Regions from separate parts of the Homo sapiens genome. Here region 1 is linked to region 2. A link is a loop called in an ENCODE intact Hi-C map of the cell type or tissue named here. Cell type or tissue: gastrocnemius medialis. All regions are shown on one strand. Each heading gives the region's core, and the rest is flanking DNA. Links, peaks and the distances in the headings are about the cores only. Region 1 holds the start of LOC107986463 (a long non-coding RNA gene). Region 2 overlaps SMIM3 (small integral membrane protein 3).

Evidence for each region. Peaks named below come from ENCODE experiments on the same cell type or tissue, not always from the same donor. Only the 100,000 strongest peaks of a DNase experiment are listed, where the experiment ranks them.
Region 1: a loop joins it to region 2, with 2.5 times the contacts of the local background. A loop is called at or near these places in 24 of 110 quality-filtered maps.

The regions. Positions count from the first base shown.
Region 1 is chr5:151,173,600-151,176,515 of GRCh38, reverse strand. It overlaps LOC107986463 (a long non-coding RNA gene), which reads left to right and starts at 1,057. Exons shown (of 3, transcript XR_001742936.2): 1 at 1,057-1,327. It also overlaps the pseudogene PDGFRL2P. In gastrocnemius medialis, for the core only: no CTCF peak of the experiment used is centred there; a DNase peak (open chromatin) is centred at 1,545; H3K27ac peaks cover 1,226 bases.
Region 2 is chr5:150,789,288-150,792,203 of GRCh38, reverse strand. The region is part of intron 1 of SMIM3 (small integral membrane protein 3); the gene reads right to left. Among named protein-coding and RNA genes, the nearest start is that of SMIM3, 12 kb to the right of the region's middle. RefSeq lists enhancers at 1,091-2,069, 2,070-2,916. In gastrocnemius medialis, for the core only: no CTCF peak of the experiment used is centred there; a DNase peak (open chromatin) is centred at 1,743; H3K27ac peaks cover 749 bases.

The sequences.
Region 1 (2,916 bases), core at 269-2,768, 380 kb before region 2:
CCTCTGCCTCTCAGGTTCAAGCAATTCTTGTTCCTCAGCCACCTGAGCAGCTGGGATTACAGGCGTACACCACCATGCCTAGCTAATTTTGTATTTTTAGTAGAGACGAGGTTTCACCATGTTGGCCAGCCTGGTCTCGAAATCTTGACCTCAGGTGATCCGCCTGCCTCAGCCTCCCAGAGTGCTGAGATTACAGGCATAAGCCACCACGCCTGGCCTTCAAAGTACTTTTTAACACCACAATCTCAGGTCAGATTCTTGGGTGCACTATGATGTAACGAGCAGGAATGGTCTGGGGACCAGCTTTTAAGAGCGGTGCTGTCCAATGGAACTTTATGTGTTGATGAAAATGTTCTGTATTTATGTTGCCCAATATGTAACCACTCAGCATATGTGGCTCCTGGACACTTGAAATACAGTTAGTGCAGCTGGAGAACTGAATAATTAACTTTCTTTAACGCTAATTAACTTAAATAGCCACATCTGTTTTGTGGCTTATGTATTAGGTGAAGTTGGAATCACCTGAGGTGCTTTTAAAATGACCAATTCCTGACCCCCAGACCAAGTGAATTAGAACTTGCCTTGCGGAAAAGGGGATTGGTGTCTGTGCTTTAAAGTTCTACAGGTGACCCTAATTTGCAGCCAGAGTTGAGAAGCGCTGACTGTGGGTTCCCACCTCTGTCTGAAGATTGGAATCACCTGTAGGGTTTGTTGACATGGCAGGTGCCCAGACTCCACACAGTCTTAATGGGAGTGAGGCCCAGGAATCTGTTTTCAACAGGCTCCCAGGTGATGCTTGGTAGTAGGGGTCATGAACCTCTAGATAGGGCTGGGCGCAGTGGCTCATGCCTGTAATCCTAGCACTTTGGGAGGCCAAGGCAGGAAGATAGGTTGAGTCCAGGAGTTCAAGACCAGCCTGGGCAACATAGTGAAATCCCATCTCTACAAAAAATACAAAAATTAACTAGGTATAGTGGTATATACCTGTAGTCCCAGTTACTTGGGAGGCTGAGGTGGGAGAATCACCTGTGCCCAGGAGGTCGAGGCTGCAGTGAGCTGTGATCATGCCACTGCACTCCAGCCTAGGCAAGACCGTAAGACCCAGTCTCATAAAACAAAACAAAAGCAATAACCTCTCGATTGGATAATTGTTACTGTTTTGGTTGCATTTGAGTAAGAGACATTGCTGACTATGAAGAGTCCTGTGTTTCCTCTGTTGGACAAAGCTGGACTCTGTGACTACTCAGTTCTCCATGGAACTAGCCATAGAATCTTTGAATGTCCGTGAAGGATCTTGGAGGACTAGTACACTCCCCTCATCTTACAGGTGAGTCTAAAGAGAAAGCCCAAAGAAGGTTATGTTTGGAGGACTTTCCTGGACGCAGGTTCTTGGAGACCCTGACTCCAGGGCACCTGTGAAGAAGATGAAAGTCTTTCTCTGGTAGGCCAGGCATTCAGCGCATGCGCCGTCCTGACAGTGCGGAGCCCAACAGCTATATTCCCCGGTGTCTGCGCCAGAGGAGTTCACCAGCAGCAGCTGGCTGCACTGGCTGAAGTGCTTGATTCTGAAAGACAGATGGTAGGGGCGGGACGGGCAGGCGATGGGGATGGCCCGATACTCCTAGTGGGCAGCATTTGGTCTACTGACAGTCCTCCCTCCCATCACCAACTTTCATCACCCACCCACCCACCCAATCTTTCCCCCTTTCTCAATGGATCTGTTAGGATTTGCATTGGCCCCACCCGTAGTTTCTGATTGGCTCGCCTAACCCTCCTTCCCTTTGACTTTGCACTTCACGAATGGAATGCCACAAGCGTCTTTGTGCTCCTCGGCACCTTCCTGATGTCTCTTGGTGCAAGCCTGCAAATGCTTTCCATGCACTTCCACCCACAAAGGAGGCAGAGTCCCAGAGCCATCTTAAGAGGCTGAAGTGAGAGAGGATAGGCGAATCTTTGGAACCCAGTTTTCTATCCCAGCCTCTGCCTGATTTCCTTCTGGACTGGCAGAGGGAAATACTGGTGGGTCAACTTTGCTTTCATTTTTGGCCTCCCTATTATGGTGTCCTTGGCAGAAGAGTGGTATTCAGCCTGCCATCCGCCACAGATAGGTCAGACAGGCAGGCAGCCTCTTGCTTTTCCATTGCCACGTCCCTCCCTAGAGGCACTATTTGTGGTCCACCCCCTACCCTCATTTAAGCAGCCCAGGATTGTGGGAAGGTTGCTTGTCTCCTACTCTGTTCAATCACTATGCATCTGATGGGGCTCGCGGGCCCATCTTACTGTTTCTTTTAGGTGCCTATGGTTGTACATAACAGGATGCCCAGTGTGGGTCCTGAGCCATCTTAATCCCTGTAAACTGTTGTCACTGTGCTTGTGAACTGCTGCCCAACATCCTCTGACACACTCCTAGACCCATTAAAATTTTGCCAGAGTTCTTCCACCCCATACCTCAGGCGTCCTTCGCCCCTCCTCCTCCAGATATACAGGCACCCTCCAGTGGACCACCTTCCCCCTGCAGTGCTGTTCCAGGGGCTCAAAGAGTCCCCAACCTTCGGGAATCGGGCCTTCCCTACACCTGGGTCAGGTGGGGGGCTTGGGGTTGCAGAGGCTATAGCCTCCATGGGGGTCTTCATCTGCATGGGCTTCTGGCTCCCGTCTGCTTTGGGTTTTCTCTGGCAGGGGGCTCCTGAAAGCTGCACCTCACTGGGGCCAGCTGCTTTGGAGCCCCTCATTTTCTGAGCCTTTGGAGTTCTGCCATGCTCCGGGATTTCACCTGCAGAGAAAACAGGGTGGGTCTGGGATCACCAGCCTTCATTCACCTCAGTGGAACCTCAGAGTTCTGTCAATTTTTACATTTATTACTACCACAAATAATTCTTACTCAGAGAAAAAATTATACAGCTGGCCAGGCGCAGT
Region 2 (2,916 bases), core at 222-2,721:
ATCCTATTTCCTATTCTTATCTAATCACTAACTTTTCCTTTCTAATGCCCTTGGCTCCATGTCCACTGTTGCCACCCTAAGTAAGGTATTGATCACCATACCCAAAGGAGAGTACCCAAGAAATACATACAAGGATGTTACTTTCTGCATTATTTGTTAAGGCAACAGACACAACAAGTGTCCACTAATAGTAAAATAAAGAAGGGTATATCTGTATAATGGGATGCCATGCAACAATTTTCATGTATTCATTCACTCACCCATTCATTCATTCATTTAACAAGTATATAGTACTTACTCCACATCAATCATTGTTCCAAATGCATTACAAATATTAATTTACTTAATTAATACAGCTACTATGAAAAACAGAATGGAGGTTCCTCAAATAATTGAAAATAGAGTCACTATATGATCTCAGTAATCTCACTTCTGGGCATATAACCAAAGGATTTGAAATCAGTATGTCAAAGAGATTTCTGCACTCCCATGTTTATTTCAGCATTATTCACAAGAGCCAAGTTATGGAATAAACCTAAGTGTCTATTAACCATGAATGGATAGAGATAATGTGGCATATACTCAATGGAATATTATTTAGTCTTAGAAAAGAAGGAAATTAGTGCCATTTGTGACAACATAGATGAACATGAGGACATTATGCTAAAGGATATAAGCCAGGCACAGAAAGACAAATATCTCAAGTTCTCATTTATATATGGAAGCTAAAAATATCAGACCCATAGAAGCAGAAAGCAAAGCCTCTGGTGGTCACCAGAGGCTGGAAGGTCGGGGGAATGGGGAGATACTGGTCAAAGGGTATTATGTTTCAGTTAGGCAGGAGGAATAAATAAGTACTGAGATAAAAAAATTAATTTATTTATTAGTCATTTAAGAGGAATCTGATCTGTAGTGAACTCCAAAAGTTTTAAGTGGAAAAAATAAAAATAAAGTGCAGAACACTTGTGTATAGGATGATTCCTTTGGTTCAGATTTTGTAGAATTAAGTAGGGAAATAGGCGAGGATATATACAGGAAAATTACTTTCTGAGTGTACTCTCAAGAAAGTGTTAATAGTGGTTACCTTTTCGGGAGCTGGACTAGGAATAAGAGGTTTTGCTTTTCATTCTTCATTCATAAAACATGATTTTATGCCGTTTGAATTTTCTCAACATGAGCATTTATTACTTCTAATTTTTTATGCCAACTGGGTTAAGGGGGCAAAGAGGCTTTTTTTTTGTTTTTGTCTTAATAATTCTCCATCTTAAAAAGTAAAAACACACATATACAATTTTAAAATCAAATAAAATTAAGAGATGAGACTAGATCAGCAGTCACCAAATGCCACATACCATGGTAAGTGACCTTAAGACAGTATAAAAGAACACTGATTTCTGGGTCTCAATCCATACATACTGAATTAGACTCAAAGGGGATGAGGAGGAGCCCTTTTTTCCCATTGTCCAGGTGATTCCAACGTGCAGCCAGATTTGGGAACCTCTGGACTCAACAAATCTTTAAGACCCCTAAGGCCTTTTCTGGCATTAAGATTTGGGAATTGATTCCCAGGTGCTCTGCAGCCAGGCTGGGCAGATCTGGGCAAGTTCCCAGATGAAGGAGAAGCCTCTGACAAAGCTCCCCAGGGCCATAGGATTATCTGCCGAGCTTGCAGAGGAGACAGAAGCACAGGCTGGCCCTGTCTCAGCCTAGGAAATGGAGTAACTTTCCCCAAGGTCTAAGACACAGAAGCATGAGTCACAGGAGACTGAAACTGTTAGAGGACCGGGGGCGGGATAAATCATTCTTTGTGGTCTCCTGACTACATCAACAGCTAGCTGCCTTAGACTAAAGGAACCCCACAAGAGTCCTTTCCTGTAAACCCTTTAACATCAAACAGTCTTCCTGACTTCAAATGCCAGGAAGACGTAATCACCCTGGCTGATTTTCATAAGCAAAGCCTGTAAGATACAGGAACTCAGGCTTCGGGGCTCATCCACAATCAAGAATCCTGGAACATTAAAGCTAGAATGAGTGCCATTTCACAGATGGTGAAACTGAGGTCCAGGGGGTCTTCTCCCTCCTGCAGTCTTACTCCTTAAGGGAATAATCATTCAAATACATAGATCTGATCGTGTCGCTGCCCCTAACTAAAACAAAACAGAACAAGTAGATGAATAAATGAAATTCTTCTGTAACCTGTATCCTAGACTGTACTAATATTACTCTTTTGCAAATGAAATTGTTATTCTAACCCCAATACCCAACAGCTAAAGTAAGGCTGCTCTAGTAGAGCCTGGAAAGTGGGGGCCTGGCAGGGGAAGCGTGCAGTCCTACCTACCCAGCAGAGCTGAATACATTATCCTCAGAGACCCTAAGCACTAGAGATGAGGGTGCCCACCCCCTTCACATATGCAATTCAAACTAAAAATAATACTACACCATAACACACAAACTTTGCATGTTACGAAATTAAAGTCGGTTCTTTCTTCTAACTGAAAAAATTGGAAAAAACTTTTCCCAGCTGTCCTTTGGCATGCCTGCTCAGTGCAGCGGGCTTACTTGGTAGGGCAGTGCTACTATTCAGTTTCCCCTCGACCCCCTGGGCTCCTCAGAACATAGTGTGAAAGCCACAAGTTGCAATGTTCTCCAAGGGCCCTTCCAGAGCTACTGTTCCAAGATTCTAAGGCTGGCCATAGAAGTAGTCGGGTGTCAGAGGGCACAGGGAGCTCTATCTCCCTGTTTCACTCTTCTCGAAACTCAAACGTGTCCTTTGCTGCACTGTTCTTCCCCATGTAACATGGGTTCCAGTCGCTTCCACCTCTCCCTACTGTCAAAGAAAAATTTTGTCTCCCAAATAAGAGCTAAGCAAACCATATCTTCAGCATCTTTAATTGCACACTAGAAATATTTGCTTGA